2 separate regions of the Homo sapiens genome follow, and region 2 is linked to region 1. Evidence: read pairs that join two places in POLR2A ChIA-PET (ENCODE). Cell type or tissue: GM12878. All regions are shown on one strand.

Region 1 (8,000 bases):
TCCCCACTTACCCCCATTCAACAAGGTTCACCCCTCTTTCCACTAAGAGCCCTGCAGACACTGGAAGGCTGCTTTTTCACCCTGAGTCTTCCCTTCCCTCCCCTTGGCTGGTCACCCCGGCCTCTGCAGCTATATTTGGGATTCCTCACCTGCCTGGGCTGATCTTTGTCGGAAGGGTTCAGGTTTTGCAGGCACCCTGCAGGAGCCCCATGGACACGAGGATGGACAGCTAGAGGCGATGGGCCTCACCCTCCTTATTTACAGATCAGTAAGCTGAGACCCTGAGCAGGGGTGCTGCTAACTTGCGATAGGACAACACAGAGGTGGTCAGGGCAGGGTCGGGACGTGAGGGGCTGCTCTTGTCGTCTGTGACGTGCTGGCCCCTGGTTCTTTTCCTGCTTCTCCATCAGCTCCATCCTTGCTGCTTTCTGACTTGGACCCTCAGCTCTTGGGCACTGCAAGAATGCTGGCCTGTCTTAGCGGATCTTCCATTTTATAACAGCAGCTGGAAATCCGTTTCTTTGTGTGTGTATTTTTTTGTTTTTTTGTTTTTTGAGACGGAGTCTCGCTCTGTCACCCAGGCTGGAGTGCAATGGCACGATCTTGGTGCATTGCAACCTCTGCCTCCCGGGTTCAAGTGATTCTCCTGCCTCAGTCTCCCGAGTAGCTGGGATTACAGGCATGCGCCACCATTTCTGGCTAATTTTTTGTATTTTTAGTAGAGACAGGGTTTCACCACGTTGAGCAGGCTGGTCCCGAACTCCTGACCTCAGGTGATCCGCCCACCTCTGCTTCCTAAAGTGCTGGGATTACAGGCGTGAGCCACTGCGCCTGGCCTGATTTTTGTATTTTTACTAGAGGCGAGGTTTCACCATGTTGGCCAGGCTGGTCTCGAACTCCCAACCTCAGGTGATCCCCCCAGCTCGGCCTCCCAAAGTGCTGGGATTACAGGCATGAGTCACTGCGCCTGGCCGGAAATCTGGAGTTTTAGACAAAATCTTGACAACTAACTGCAGACTTTAAAGAACAGAGCTGGCCGCAGCCTACCCTGCAGACCAGAGTCAGCCGGACCCTCTGCTCTGCTCACCTCCTTAGGCCTCAGCTCTTGTTTCTTTGTGGCTGACTCCCAAGTCCCTCTCCCCAGGTCATCCCCAAGAACAGTGCTCTTGCCCCGACCTCAGTGGCTGGCTGGTCATTTCGGCTCTGTTCCCAGACTGAACTGACTCTCAATTAACCTTTTCTCTCTTTCAGATCCAGTTCTTTTCTGTCACTGGGTTGAGAAGCCTCTGAGTCATGGGGGGGTGGTTCCTCCTGTCTCCCGGTTCAGGCCCATTATCTCCTGCCCAGTGACACAGGCTTTCTAATTAACCTCCTCCTCCGGTCTCTGCCAGCTGTGACTAACTCTTCATCCCTCAAGCTGGCTCCAGCTCTGCCTTCCCTATTACTAGACGCTGGCCCGAAGGCAGACCTTGATAGTGCTGACTCTGATGGGCTTCTCATGCCAGGATGCTGGTGTAGGGACCCCCAGCCCCCATCTGGTGGGGGGCTGTCTTTGGGTCACAGCAAATAGTTTGTTTGTTCCTTCCTTCCCTCCCCCAGGACGGTGGTTCTCAAACTTTTCTACAATTTGGTTTCACCTGGAGGTGCTTTTAAAAATTCTGATGCCGGCTGGGCGCAGTGGCTCACACCTGTAATCCCAGCATTTTGGGAGGCCGAGGTGGGTGGATCACCTGAGGTCAGAAGTTCGAGACCAGCCTGACCAATATAATGAAACCCTGTCTCTACTAAAAATACAAAAACTAGCCAGGCGTGGTGGTGGTTCCCTGTAATCCTAGCTACTCAGGAGGCTGAGGCAGGAGAATCGCTTGAACCCGGGAGATGGAAGTTGCAGTGAGCCGAGATCGCACCATTGCACTCTAGCCTGGGTAACAAGAGTGAAACTCCGTCTCAAAAAAAAAAAAAAATTCTGATGCCCAGGTTGTACCCAGTTCCAATTAAATCTGAATGTCGGAGGGTAGAACCCAGCATCAGTACTTTTTTTTTTTTTTGAGATGGAGTCTCGCCCTGTCGCCCAGGCTGGAGTGCAGTGGTGCAATCTTGGCTCACTGCAACCTCCGCCTCCCAGGTTCAAGCGATTTCTCCTGCCTCCGTCTCCTGAGTAGCTGGGATTACAGGTGCATGCCACCATGCCCAGATAATGTTTTGTATCTTTAGTAGAGATGGGGTTTAGTAGCCATGTTGGCCAGGCTGACCTCGAACTCCTGACCTCGTGATCTGCCTGCTTCAGCCTCCCAAAGTGCTGGGAATACAGGCGTGAGCTGCGGTGCCCAACTATACTTTTAAAAGATCCCCCGTTCATTCCAATAGGCAGCCAAACCTGGGAAGCACTTCCCCAAGGGATACACAAGTGTGGTGACCGTCAGTGGTTGGGCAATGACTCAGGTCAGGCTGGATGTTAAAATGGGCTCCTGGTGGGCGTGAGCCCTCTGGGCCAGGGCTTCTGGTAACATTTGAGGCTGGCTGACTCTTTGTTTTACGGTGCCATCCTGTGCGTTGTAGGGTGTTGCGCAGCCTCTCTAGCCTGTATCCACAAGATGCCCACAACCCACCCCTCACTGTGATAATGAAAATGTCTCCAGGCCAGGCATGGTGGCTCACAAATCCCAGCACTTTGGGAGGCCCAGGCAGGTGGATCACCTGAGGTCAGGAGTTCGTCGAGACCAGCCGGGCCAACATGGTGAAACCCTGTCTCTACTAAAAAAGTACAAAAAATTAGCCGGGCATGGTGGCACGTGCCTGTAATCGTAGCTACTCGGGAGGCTGAGGCAGGAGAATCACTTAAACCCGGGAGGCGGAGGTTGCAGTGAGCCGAGATCGCACCATTGCACTCTAGCCTGGGCAACAGAGTGAGACTCCATCTCAAAAAAAAGAAAAAAGAAAAGAAAAAAAGAAAATGTCTCCAGACGTTGCTCTATTTCTGGGGCAGTGGTATAAAATCTCCCCGACTCCGTTGAAAACTACTGTTCTAGGCCTAGTAGGTTCACCTTGACAGCATTCTCAAATATTCACAGAAGAAAAGGGGCAAAGGACACCAAGTGGGGACCCCAGCTTACTGATTGATTTGTGGGCTTGGCAGTCAGGCAGCCTCTGTTTAAATCCTGACTCTACCAGCTGGGTGACCTTGGACAAGTTACTTAACCTCTCTGTGCCTCTGTCAGTTCTGGTTTTGTTTTCTCACAATCGTGCCTCCTCTTGATCTTCAGCTGCAGCCCGAGGGTGGAACTTGCTGTGTGTGGCTGGGCACTTTCGCCTGTGGCTGTGCTGCTCTGCCCACAGGGAACATGCCTTTGCTGCCCCTTCCCTGTCAGCATCAGGGTCACAACCTGCCCGTCCTTCCAGGGCCAGCTTCCATGCAGCTTCCTCCACGCACAGCCCCTTCCCCATCGGCATGGAAGGCTCTCTTCCTTGTGCCCCTGGGGCAGCCGGAACCTCAGGTCACATGCAGCTCCTCCCGCGCCGTGGGGATCTGGTGGTTTCTGTCTGAGTTCCTCCCCACTTGGGGTCTGAGACCGTGGGAGCCTCTAGCGTGCCCAGCTCGGGCTGTCTCACTGTTTGTTACCCAGGTGAGGTGGCTGTCCCCTCCCTACCTTGGGTTGAGCTGTGAACCAGTAGGTTACCGCAGTGTGGTACCACCCCCCCCAACCCCAACACCCAGCTCATTCTGAGAGGGTGGAGTGGGCGGAAATCCGTGCCTGGCAGACCACAAAGCCACATAACTGACTTTTGTAGCCCTGCCCTGGGGTGTTGGGGGGGAGGGTTGACGGCAGCCATTGCCCCTTTCTTCGGTGCTTTGCCACCAGCAGACGCCCCGTGGAATTGAGGAGCTTTGTTCTACGAGCTCGGGAACGGGACTTGGGAGGGACAGCCCCTGTCCCACCCTGCCATGCCCTGTTCAACCCTGTCAGGCAGCTGAACGTAGGCTGGACCCATGGCTGCCCACCCTGGCTGCAGTACAGAATCACCTAGGGGACCTCGTTAAAATGCAGCTTCCGGACCCCACCCTGGGGCTTGGGGATTCTGCCTCATCAGCCTGGGTGGGGCCCAGGAAACCTGTGTGTTACCAGCGCTGAGGTGCTGCTGATGAGGCAGCTGGCTTCACAGCTGCACGGGAACCAGTGCCGTTTAAAGCACTTTCCCCCACAGTGCGGCTCCAGCAGTCAGGTTCACGTACTCTGGGTGACCTGGGGCAGGCTGCGCAACCTCTCTGTGCCCCAGTTTCTTTGTCTGAGGATAATAACAGTACCTGCACGTGGGTGCGCTTGTTGTGAGGCTTAAATGAGATTATCCAGGTGAAATGGGAACAGAGTGCCTGGTACCTAGTGCTCAACACATGTAACCTGCCTTAACATCTCTGATATTATTATTATTATTATTATTATTATTATTATTATTATTATTGAGACAGAGTCTCGCTTTGTCACCCAGGCTGGATTGCAGTGGCATAATCTCAGCTCACTGCAACCTCCACCTCCCCGGTTCAAGCGATTCTCCTGTCTCAGCCTCTTGAGTAGCTGGGATTACAGGCGCGCACCACCACGCCCAGCTAATTTTTGTATTTTTAGTAGAGATGGGGTTTCACCACGTTGACCAGGCTGGTCTTGAACTCCTGACCTCAGGTGATCCGCCCACCTTGGCCTCCCAAAGTGCTGGGATTACAGGCGCGAGCCACCGCACCCGGCCCCATTTCCGATATTAACAACAGTCCTGGGCTGTGCGGTCACACACGTGTAACTGTGCGATGTGCCCTCGTGCCTGCAGGCGTACCTACGCAGGCACACTGAGCATTGTGTACCGGGACCCAGGCCTCCCTGCTGAGGACAGAGCATCCCTGTGGTACATGCGTGGACGCAGTCACTGGCTGGACGTGGTCAGAAGGGCAGACGTGTGTGTACACAAGGCCCAGACAAGCGGGTTTTTATTTGATTCACACTCTGACCTTATTCCTTGAGTTAGCAGCACCTGGGCTGAGCTCTGGGAGCCCAAGGTGCCCCTTGTTTCCATAGCAACCATAATCTGGTAAAAATAGGCGGGGGAGGGAAGAGCTGGAAGAGGCCCGAGCCGGCTCCGGGGGCATCCTGCCTGCTAAGGTCCTTTTTTCCACATTGCTGACCATACAGAGGTGCTGTTTTGTTTTGTTTTTTTTTTTTCTTAGGATAATGACATGCAAACCTCTGAGTACTCATGACTCAGAATTGACACTTGTTAACATTTTTTCTCATTTTCATCAAACCCTCTTATTTATTTATTTATTTTTGAGACGGAGTCTCACTCTGTCGCCCAGGCTGAAGTGCAGTGGCGCGATCTTGGCTCACTGCAACCTCCGCCTTTCGGGTTCAAGCGATTCTCCTGCCTCAGCCTCCTGAGTAGCTGGGATCACAGGCGCCCGACACCACACCTGGCTAATTTTTATATTTTTTAGTAGAGATGGGGTTTCACCATGTTGGCCAGGCTGGTCTCGAACTCCTGACCTCAGGTGATCCACCCACCTCGGCCTCCCAAAGTGCTGGGATTACATCAAAGTCTTTTTAAAAAACTGTGTTAAAATATACATATTATAAAACTTACCATTTAAAGCATTTTTAAGTGCACCATTCTGTGACATTAAGTACATTTACAATGCTGTGCAAGGATCACCATTATTTCTAGAAGTTTTTCATCATCCCAAACTGAAACTTCGTATACATTAAATAATAACTCCCTATTCCCTCATCTCCACAGCACCCTGCAGCCACCATTCTGCTTTCTGTTTCTATGAATTTGACTGCTCGGTGAACTGTGTATAGGTGAAATCACACAGTACTTGTCCTTCTGTGTCTGGCTTATTTCACTTCCCATAATGTCTTCAAGGTTCATCCATGTTGTAGCGTGTGTCAGAATTTCCTTTTTTTTTTTTTTTTTTTTTTTGAGATGGGGTCTTGCTCTGTTGCCCAGGCTGGATTGCCGTGGTATGATCTTGGCTCACTGCAGCCTCCACTTCCCAGGCTCAAGCGTTTCTCGTGCCTCAGCCTCCTATGTAGCTGGGATTACAGGTGTGCACCACCACACAAGGCTAATTTCTGTATTTTTAGTAGAGATAGAGATAGGGTTTCGCCATGATGGCCAGGCTGGTCTTGAACTCCTGACCTCAGGTGATCCGCCTGCCTCGGCCTCCTAAGGTGCTGGGATTACAGGGGTGAGCCACCATGCCTGGCCTAGAATTTCCTTTCCTTTTAAGACTGAATAATATCCCATTGTTGCATGTATCACATTTTGTTTATCCATGTGTTCACTGATGGACATCTGAGTTGCTTCCAATTTTTTTTTGCTGTTGCGAATAATGCCACAGTGAACGTAGGTGTATAAATATCTGGGTCTCTGTTTTCAGTTCTTTTGGGTATCTATTTAGGAGCAGAATTGCTGATCGTATGGCAATTCTATGTATAGTTTTTTTTTTTTTTGAGGCAGGGTTTTACTGTGTTGCCCAGGCTGGAGTGAAGTGGCATGATCTCGGCTCACTGCAACCTCCGCCTCCCTGGTTCAAGTGATTCTCCTGCCTCAGCCTCCCAAGTAGCTGGGATCACAGGCGCCTGCCACCACACACGGCTAAATTTTGTATTTTTAGTAGAGACGGGGTTTCACCATGTTGGCTAGGCTGGTCTTGAACTCCTGACCTCAGGCAATCCAACTGCCTCAACCTCCCAAAGTGTTAGGATTACAGGCATGAGCCACTGCGTCTGGCCTCTATGTTTAATTGTTTTTGTTTTGTTTTGTTTTTGAGATGGAGTCTGGCTTTGTTGCCCAGGCTGGAATGTAGGGCACAATCTCAGCTCACTGCAACCTCTGCTTCCCAGGTTCATGCCATTCTCCTGCCTCAGCCTCCCGAGTAGCTGGGACTACAGGTGCCCACGACCACGCCTGGCTAATTTTTTGTATTTTTAACAGAGACGGGGTTTCACTGTGTTAGCCAGGATGGTCTCAATCTCCTGACCTCGTGATCTGCCCTCCTCGGCCTCCTAAAGTGCTGGGATTACAGGCGTGAGCCACTGCGCCCGGCCTCTATGTTTAATTTTTTTAGCTTTTTTTAAAATTAAAGAAATAAAACACACACATAAAGTTAAGTTCCGGTCATCATTTCTGCTTGCCTCCGTTCCTCTATTTCTTCCATCCATAGGGGCTACCATTAGCAGGAATTTTGTGTTTTCTCTCAGCCCACTTTATTTATTTATTTATTTATTTATTTATTTATTTATTTATTTATTTATTTTTGAGACGGAGTCTCTGTTGCCCAGGCTGGAGTGCAGTGGTGCGATCTTGGCTCACTGCAACCTCCGCCTCCCGGTTCAAGTAATTCTCCTGCCTCAGCCTCCCAAGTAGCTGGGATTACAAGTGCGTGCCACCACGCCCGGCTAATTTTTGTATTTTTTTTTAGTAGAGATGGGGTTTCACCATGTTGGCCAGGCTGGTCTTGAACTCCTGACCTCAAGTGATCCACCTGCCTTGGCCTCCCAAAGTTTTGGGATTGCAGGTGTGAGCCACCGTGCCCGGCCTCAGCCCACATTTTTAATGCTTTCACATTCATACACAGGTATCTAGAAACATTTATAGTTTTTGTGTGCATTAAAAAGGGACATACCTGACATCCTTTTGAATTTGTGTGAGGTGGCGTTCTGGCGCTAGATTGCCTGGGTTCAGATCTTGGCTCTGACACGCAGCAGCTGTGAGACCTCAGGCAGGTTCCTTCATCTCTCCATGCCTCCCTTTTCTAATCTTTGAAACTGGACTAATAGCAAAGCCTGAAACCTACTGCAAGGGTTGTTTTGGAGACTGAGTAAGTTTATACATGTCTAGTGCTTAGAACAGAGAGGGGATGTAGCAGACACAGGATGGATATATTACCATTATCGTTCTGCATGTGTGTCTGTCCACATGGTTGTAAAGTCTATTTTTTTTTTTTTTGAGAC
Region 2 (8,000 bases), 220 kb after region 1:
GAGTCTTGGGGGGCCCAGCCTGGCCCTGGGGCCTTTTCCAGCTACTGTGCCCTTGGGCAGCTGCGTCTGGGGCTCAACCCCCCAATCCTGTTCCCCTCTCCAGCTGCGGGTCTGTAGGCAGCTGTCACATCTGAAGGGTTTCTGCAACCTGGACCCCATCTGGGTGTGGGTCAGACCCTGTGACCCACATGCCACCCCCACCCTCCACAGAGCCCCCTTGCTGGGACAGCCAGCTCACCTCCAAGGACATCCCCTCCTGGCTTCTCCCCCTTCCGAGTCTGCAGCGCCGTGGGCTTCTCTGCCGATGGGCCCGGGTTGGGGTTAAGGTGGGCATCCTCCAGGTACAACGAGCCTGAAGAGCCCCTTTCAGTGCAGACGGGGCTGCAGAGTGACACTGGCTGGGCACCTGCCCCACGACCAATGACAAGGATTTCCAGCTGAATGCTTTATTCCCATAGGGATCTGGACCTGTGCCCAAGATATAAATACTACACTTTTTTTTTTTTTTTTTAACTGACATTGTGAAATTCTCCCTATAGCTTTTGCCATTCAAGCAACATTGTGATCTTTCTTCCCCGCCACGTGTGTGGGAATGATTGAGTCCTGTTTGCAAGCTGGAGAGGAGCTCTCCCTTTGCTAGTACTTTCTCTAAAGTACTAGTCTAGTAAAATTTATTCTTGTTAGAAGGTCAACAAAATATCTGTTTAGCTTTTATGAAGAGTCACCGTAGCAGCCCCCACGGCTGGAAAGAGGCCTGTACGTTCTGGACGCGTTTTGTTGGCTGGGCTTCTGGAGGCACTGGCAAGGTCAAACTGCATTTCTTTAAGAACAGTTGCAGGATCTGGCTCGCCTCTGTGGGAAGCCGGCATTACAGGTGCTTGGTGGATGGGCCGTGTCACATTGCCATCTGGGGTCCTTTGGGGTTTCCAGGTTGTCACCATGCTGTCCCATTTGGGAATCCCATACCTGCCTGTCCCCACTGCGCTGGCTGACCCTTGCTGCCTGCTGCCTCTTGGGAGGGCTTTGTCCCTGCCTCTGAGCTGGTGGGCAGGATGGCTGGGTGGCCCCCAGAGAAGCACAGACCTGAGATGGGGTCTCCATGCCCGGTTTGCTGTTGGAATGATCTGAACAGGACCCCAAATGCCTCTTCCCTCTGGTCATGCCTCACTATCTCTAGGAGCTCCATCCTGTGGCTTCCAGAGTGTGCACTTCCAGCCCACCCGGGCAGTGCTGAGAGGGAGGAGGAGAACAAGGATGGCCCAGCCTCCCCTCCCTCCCCTAGACCACGGGGCGGGCAGCTCGGGTTCCTGGAGGGCTGTTTCCCCCACGCTGTCCCTACATCTGCTCTGATCTAAAATGTCTTTCCTTTTATGCTGCGCCCAGTCTTGGGGCTCAAAGATTTGCCCAAACCTCATTGGCCCTCGTGACTAGGCTCATCTAGATGGTGCTCACGCTGGTGTTTGAGGCATTTCCACTGTGATCTCCACGAGGGGATGTTTTCCGGGACACATCTCTGGCTCTGGGAACTGCCTGACTCACTGAAGAAACTACTTTTCAGGCACTGTAGGGTCACCCATATGCCTCCAGCTCAGTTGACGCTTAAAAACAGGTGCAGAAAAGCTCGCGATGGAAGGTCTTAATGAGAGTGTCTGTCTATGCCAATCATGTAAAATGACGTTTCTTGAAAAAGATTCAGTGGTTCAGCTTTGTCAGCATCATCTCAACACAAGCCTGCTGGCTCTTTTTAGCATCTCATCCAACCATGTCATCGTCCAGATGAGAAATCTTAGCCCAGGTGAGGGGAGTAACTTGCTTGAGGTCACACAGCTGGCTGTTGGCAAAGCTGGGATTAGAACCCTCAACCCAGGGTCCCTTCCTCTGCAGCGCCTACATGGTTGGTTGAATAAGTGGCTGCGTTTCCTGGGGCCCTGGGTTTTGGGGAAGCCAGTTAGCTGCTGCTTTGGCACTGGCATGGAGGTGAGCAGTCAAGGATGCTGGTGAGGCTGCAGTTTCTGCTCTTTTTCATCAGGGGGGATAGTCTCTAGGATTTTTCAGTGAGGACCCTTGGGCTTTGGATGCAGCTTGAACCAAGAAAACGAGGAGGGAAAGGGATTCAGTGAACTATTCCTCAGTGGGATCGGTTCTTCAGCTCCTGATGGGGGCTGTGTAATGGGGGCAGAGGCCAGGGAAAAAGATGCTGTTCACCCACCCTCAGCTTCCCTTTTCCTAAATTAAGAGGAAAAGTGGTCAAAGAAAAACTCTTCATTTCTCCCTGATTCTTAAACGAAGGTGGTTAATAGAAACTCAGGCTCCCGTGACAAGGCAGGACAAGAGCCTGTTTCGCTTTCCTCCCTGACCCTGCCAGGTGCCAACTCAAACACTACCTTTCTCATTGGTTTCTAAGTCAGTAGAGACAGATCTGTTTTAAGCAGTTGGGGGTTCGAGTAGATCTCATGGGTACAGGAGGCCAGCAGGGACCAGGCCAGTCAGCCATGCTCAGGACCCCTCGGCTCCTCCCCCAGCCTCTAGCTACCCTGTATCGAGGCAAGGGGAGGCCAGTAAAGTTTGCCAAGCCTGATCCTGCAGCCTGGTGGGGCTGGCTGGGGTATTCTTTTACCAAACTCTGTTTTACCGCCAGCCCCTTGTACACCCCAATCCCATGTCTCCCTCCCTTCAGCTGGACCGTGTGCCCCTTTGGGAGGAAGAAGACAAGCCCCACTAGGGCCAAGGGCAGCAGAGCCCTGCCGAGTGAGAGGCTGTGGGGCAGCGGCTCTGTCCTGTGCCTTACCAGCCCTGGGGAGGGGGGCATTTGGCTGGAAGACTGGAATTTAATTGCCATCGTCTTTGATTTTGTGACATTTCTGCTTGGAAGTGTGAACTACCCCCCCCCCCCCGCTTCCTGCTCCTTAGCATGCGTGCAGCTCTCTCCTGTTTTGGGTGTTCCCCTTGGACACTCCAGCTCGGGGACTGCTGGCGTGTGAATGTGCAGATTCCCCTGTGTGGTCGAACCTAAGAACTGTGGCTTGGAAGTGATGCTCCATGTGACGACGACTTTGCTTTCTTTCCTCTTAGTGAGGAGGTGATTCGTAGATCCCAACTGCCTATGTAATGTAAATAATGTACATTTAATTTATTGCTATGGTAGCACATTGTATTTGTTAATGTACAAAACAAATTCTAAAAGGTTGACAAATGTATATTTTGTTGCTTAAATGTGTCTTTGCAGAAATTGACAATAAATAACATATTTTGTGTCCATCAGTGTTCAGAGTTCTTTGCATGGGGCCCTGGGCCTGGGGGTCACTGTTCAGTTCACTGGAAGTTGCATATTCTCTGGCCAATAGATGTGTTACTTTAGTCTGAGATGTATTTTTAAACATTTACATTAATTGTTGATGTTTAAAAAACTGACGACAATTAGAAAAGTGGCCGGGCGTGGTAGCTCCCACCCAGAATCCTAACATTTTGGGAGGCTGAGGCAGGAGGATCTCTTCAGCCTAAGGGTTTGAGACCAGACTGGGCAACATAGTGAGGCCCGATGTGTACCAAAAAAAAAAAAAAAAAAAAAACAAAAAACAACCAAAACCCCAAAAAACCCCTAAAAAATTAGCTGGGCAGGTGGCACGTACCTGTGGTCCCAGGTACTCAGGAGGCTGAGATGGGAGGATCACTTGAGCCTGGGAAGTCAAGGCTGCAGTGATCTGTGATTGCAGCGGTGCACACCAGCCTGGGCGACAGTGATACTGTGTTTCAAAACAACAACAGCAACAAAAAAGCTCTGCGCAGTGGCTCACGCCTGTAATTCCAGCACTTTGGGAGGCTGAGGTGGGCGGATCACTTCAGGTCAGGCTTTCGAGACCAGCCTGGCCAACATAGTGAAACCCTGTCTCTACTAAAAACACAAAATTTAGCCAGGTGTGGTGGCAGGCACCTGTAATCCCAGCTACTCAGGAGGCAGGAGAATCTCTTGAACTCGGGAGGCGGAGGTTGCAGTGAGCCAAGATTGCGCCACTGCACTCCAGCCAGGGCGACACAGAGCAAGACTCTGCCTCAAAAAAAAAAAAAAAAAAAAAAAAAGAAATTTTACATAAATCCCAAATTCTGCTGCTTTTAAAAAATCAGGGCCGGGCGTGGTGTCTCATGCCTGTAATCCCAGCACTTTGGGAGGCCGAGGTGGGCGGATCACGAGGTCAGGAGATCAAGACTATCCTGGCTAACATGGTGAAAACCCATCTCTGCTAAAAATACAAAAAAAAAGTAGCCGGGCGTGGTGGCAGGTGCCTGTAGTCCCAGCTACTCGGGAGGCTGAGGCAGGAGAATCACTTGAACCTGGGAGGCAGAGGTTGCAGTGAGCCAAGATCGTGCCACTGCACTCCAGCCTGGGTGACAGAGGGAGACTCTGTCTCGGGAAATAAATAAATAAATAAATAAATAAATAAAAATCAGATGCTGAATCTACTCCTCAGGCATGAGTTGGTTAGAGTTCACTGGAATCTTTCCCTTTTGACTGGGACCTTGAGTGTCCCACAGTCTCCACCGTCCCCTACTGTTTACACCTGGAAGATTTCACTCATTCCTGTTATCTGTTGGTCTCTGTCATGGCTGAGTTTGAGAGCCTGGCTGTTCAGTGATTCGTGTCCATCCTGCGGTGTTCTCCCTCTGCCTGCTTCTCAGATTCCTCACTCACTCCTTCCAGGTTTCCCTCACGGTTGCATGCTCTCTCTTCCCGTCCTCCTCTGACTCCTGAATGGCCCTGTTCTCACATACACTTTGCTTTACACTGCTTGGCTGTACAGCTTGAAGTAATATCTGCATTTTTTTTTTCCTGAATAAATTTGAAGGCAAGGAACAGGTGTTTAAGAATCTGCTGATCGAGCGCGGTGGCTCATGCCTGTAATCCCAGCACTTTGGAAGGCTGAGGCGGGCGGATCACTTGAGGTCAAGAGTTCAAGACCAGCCTGGCCAACATGGTGAAACCCCGTCTCTACTAAAAATACAAAAATTAGCTGGGCCTGGTGGCAGGTGCCTGTAATACTAGCTACTCGGGAGGTTGAGCTGCAAGAATCACCTGAACCTGGGAGGCAGAGGTTGCAGTGAGCTGAAATCTTGCCATTGCACTCCAGCCCGGGTGACAGAGCGAGACTCCATCTCAAAAAAAAAAAAAAAAAAAAAAAAGATTCCGCCATGACTTCCTTTTGTGGTCTTGGGCAAATTCATTAACTCCCCATGATTTGCATTTTCTTTTGTGTATAATTAGAACAATAATTCACATAGCTAGCATGAGGAGAAAAATGAATTTATTGGGAAAGAGCTTTGAGAAATGGCAAGTGTTATGCAAGCACCAGAGGTTCGATAATAATAATAATACGAGCAACTGACACTGAAAGCTCACCATATGCTCGGTGTTTTCCCTGGGTTGTCAGTTCTGTTATCACACAACATGGCACTTCCTAAACATACACCATGGGAGATGGTGCAACCACAGGGCTTATGGCAAACAATGGGGTTAGGGACGTAACACTCAAACACTTTGTCAGTGACGTAAAAATAAAAAGACAGGAACTTGATAACAATTTTACACGTGTTAAATGATTGAGAAATACATAAGGGCTACAATAAAGGCAGTTTAGCTTTAATAAGATGGGAAGTTTGCTTGTGGAATCGGTTGTTGGCAGGTTGTGAAGCGGTGGAAAGAGAGCTTTTCTGAAATTGGATGGACAGTAACAGCAGAGGTGGATGGGTATGGCCCCCGGCACATGGTGTATTGAGGCAGCTGGCAGATGTTGGAGGTGTATGTGTATTTTGTGTGTCCCTGTGCAGCTTGATTTAGCTGGCTGCCGGTTTTGGCACTCACCTAATATTTCTCATGGATGAGGAGCGTAAGCTAAAGGGCAACTTCCATGATACTCCGATTGTTTCCTATTATATCAACTACATTGGACTCCATTTCCATTTTCAACACAACTGCCGTAGCAGAACTCACTTTTTTTTTTTTTTTTTGAGATGGAGTCTCACTCTGTCGCCCAGGCTGGAGTGCAGTGGCACAATCTCAGCTCACTGCAACCTCTGCCTCCCAGGTTCAAGCAATTCTCCTGCCTCAGCCTCCCCGGTAGCTGGGACTACAGGCATGTGCCACCACGCCCAGCTAATTTTTTGTATTTTTAGTAGAGACGGGGTTTTACCAAGTTGGCCAGGCTGGTCTCGAACTCCTGACCTCAGGTAATCCGCCTGCCTCGGCCTCCCAAAGCACTGGGATGACAGGTGTGAGCCACTGCCCCAGCCCAGAACTCACAATGATCATCTAATTTAGTCATCTGAAAAGCCCACGAAGGCATGTATTATTCCCGTTTCACTTAAGGGATCAGTTTCAAATTTCAGTTTGGGATCCAAATCTCATATGCTGAGCTCAATATGAAAGGAAGTTCCAGACTTGGAAGGTTCTAGATGCACAGAAATGTATCAGGAAAAGTGCATCCTGGCTCTCTCTGGTTTCCCTGCCCAGCTTGGAGCCCCTGTCCTGGAACCCATGTGTCCAGCATCCCACGCTTCTGCCATCATGCTGTGCCAAGTGGTGCCTGTCTGAGCCCACGGTTACAGATGTCTTATTTCTCGGGTGTTAGATTCCACCTGTTGAGTCCCCTTGGCTGCAAGTCAAGCTTCATCTTTCACACAAACTCTCTGTGCCCATCTGTACCTCACGGTTCGGCTGCTTCCTGGGTTCAACCCTTCCTCCCAGAAAATGTGAGGTTACCTATATCTGGACACTTTGTGGAGGTGGAACATGTCCTGTCTCTGTGGGAAATGTAGGAGGCATGGAAGTCATCAGCTATGCTGGTCGGTATTGTCCCTCCAAGCCTGCAGGCTCTCCTAGGGTTCTGAAAGCTCCCTGATCGGTCTAGGTGTCTGTGGTCAGGTGTTCTTTCTCCCGAGGTGGGCACGCCTCCAGGTTGGGGCTCAGTTTTAGGACTCTTAAAATCTGTTTTTTCCACTCAGCGTCTAACAGCTTGTAGCAGTCACTGGACATTTTGGGGGTGGGGGTGGGGGTGGGGGCACTGTTTTGCCTGCTCCGTGGGGGAAAAGCTTTCATGAGGAGTCTGGTCAGCCCGCGCTCAGATTTTCCCTCAGTCTCGTTTTTGGAGTGCTCCCTGTGTCCAGCCATGCCCTCTCCCACATGCGCTCTGACCAACCTTCGGTGTCCCCTGGTTCTATTCTAACAACAACATTGCGGTCCAGTTCCCTAAGCTTGCAGTGATCCTCAGTTAATACAACAGTTATTACAACAGTCTCTTGTGTGTTCAGACGCAGCCCTGTTTGTGGTAAACTTCACATTCCACGCAAAGCCCTTCTCACCCATTTCCTGGGGTGGGCAAGCCTGGTGGGTACAGATCTTGGCTTGGGACGTGGCAAAGACGCCCTCCTTGACCGTACTTCAGTCAGGATCCTCTGGCCGTCTCTTCAATGAGGCCTCACACTCGACCTGTCCTTGGTTTGCCAAGGCAGTTTTAGCAAAGAATCTTATAAACCAGTGTGAATATCGCCCTGCCCTTGATATTTGATCAAGTTGCTCGTCCCCCACCCTTGATACCTAGGCTCCTCTTAGTAATTTCCCATCTAAGGAAACTCCTCACTCTGCCCATCGGCTATAAATCTGCAACTGTCCCTGACGTGTCAAAGTTGAGTTCAGTCTTTGTCCCCTTTGCAGTAGTCTTGAGTAAAATCTTCCTTGCCTATTTAACTCTGTCTGGTGTGATTTTTCTTTGACAAATGGCTGGTCAGTTCTCACACCAGTGCCCCTCTTTGTCCTGGTGTGGTAGGGTGGGGTGCAGAAGGGCCAAAGGGGCATCTCATTTTGATACTGCCCCAGGGGAGAGCGCTGGTGAGTCTGGGGAGTCTGAGAAGCAGACACCAAGACAGCGTCAACAAATTATTAGGAGAAGGGCCTGTGAGTGAAAACGGAGGAGGTGGGATATGGAGGAGGCTGGAAAAGCTGTCAGGCTGTG

Evidence for each region. ChIA-PET counts read pairs that join two places held together with the same protein. Peaks named below come from ENCODE experiments on the same cell type or tissue, not always from the same donor. Only the 100,000 strongest peaks of a DNase experiment are listed, where the experiment ranks them.
Region 2: POLR2A ChIA-PET joins it to region 1 with 7 read pairs; 5 of 35 experiments call an interaction of 5 or more read pairs at or near these places.

The regions. Positions count from the first base shown.
Region 1 is chr17:2,811,042-2,819,041 of GRCh38, forward strand. The region is part of intron 2 of RAP1GAP2 (RAP1 GTPase activating protein 2); the gene reads left to right. Among named protein-coding and RNA genes, the nearest start is that of RAP1GAP2, 19 kb to the left of the region's middle. In GM12878, no CTCF peak of the experiment used is centred here; a DNase peak (open chromatin) is centred at 3,720; H3K4me3 peaks cover 991 bases; H3K27ac peaks cover 541 bases.
Region 2 is chr17:3,034,484-3,042,483 of GRCh38, forward strand. RAP1GAP2 (RAP1 GTPase activating protein 2) reads left to right here. Exons shown (of 25, transcript NM_015085.5): 25 at 1-3,258. Among named protein-coding and RNA genes, the nearest start is that of OR1D5, 25 kb to the right of the region's middle. In GM12878, no CTCF peak of the experiment used is centred here; no DNase peak of the experiment used is centred here.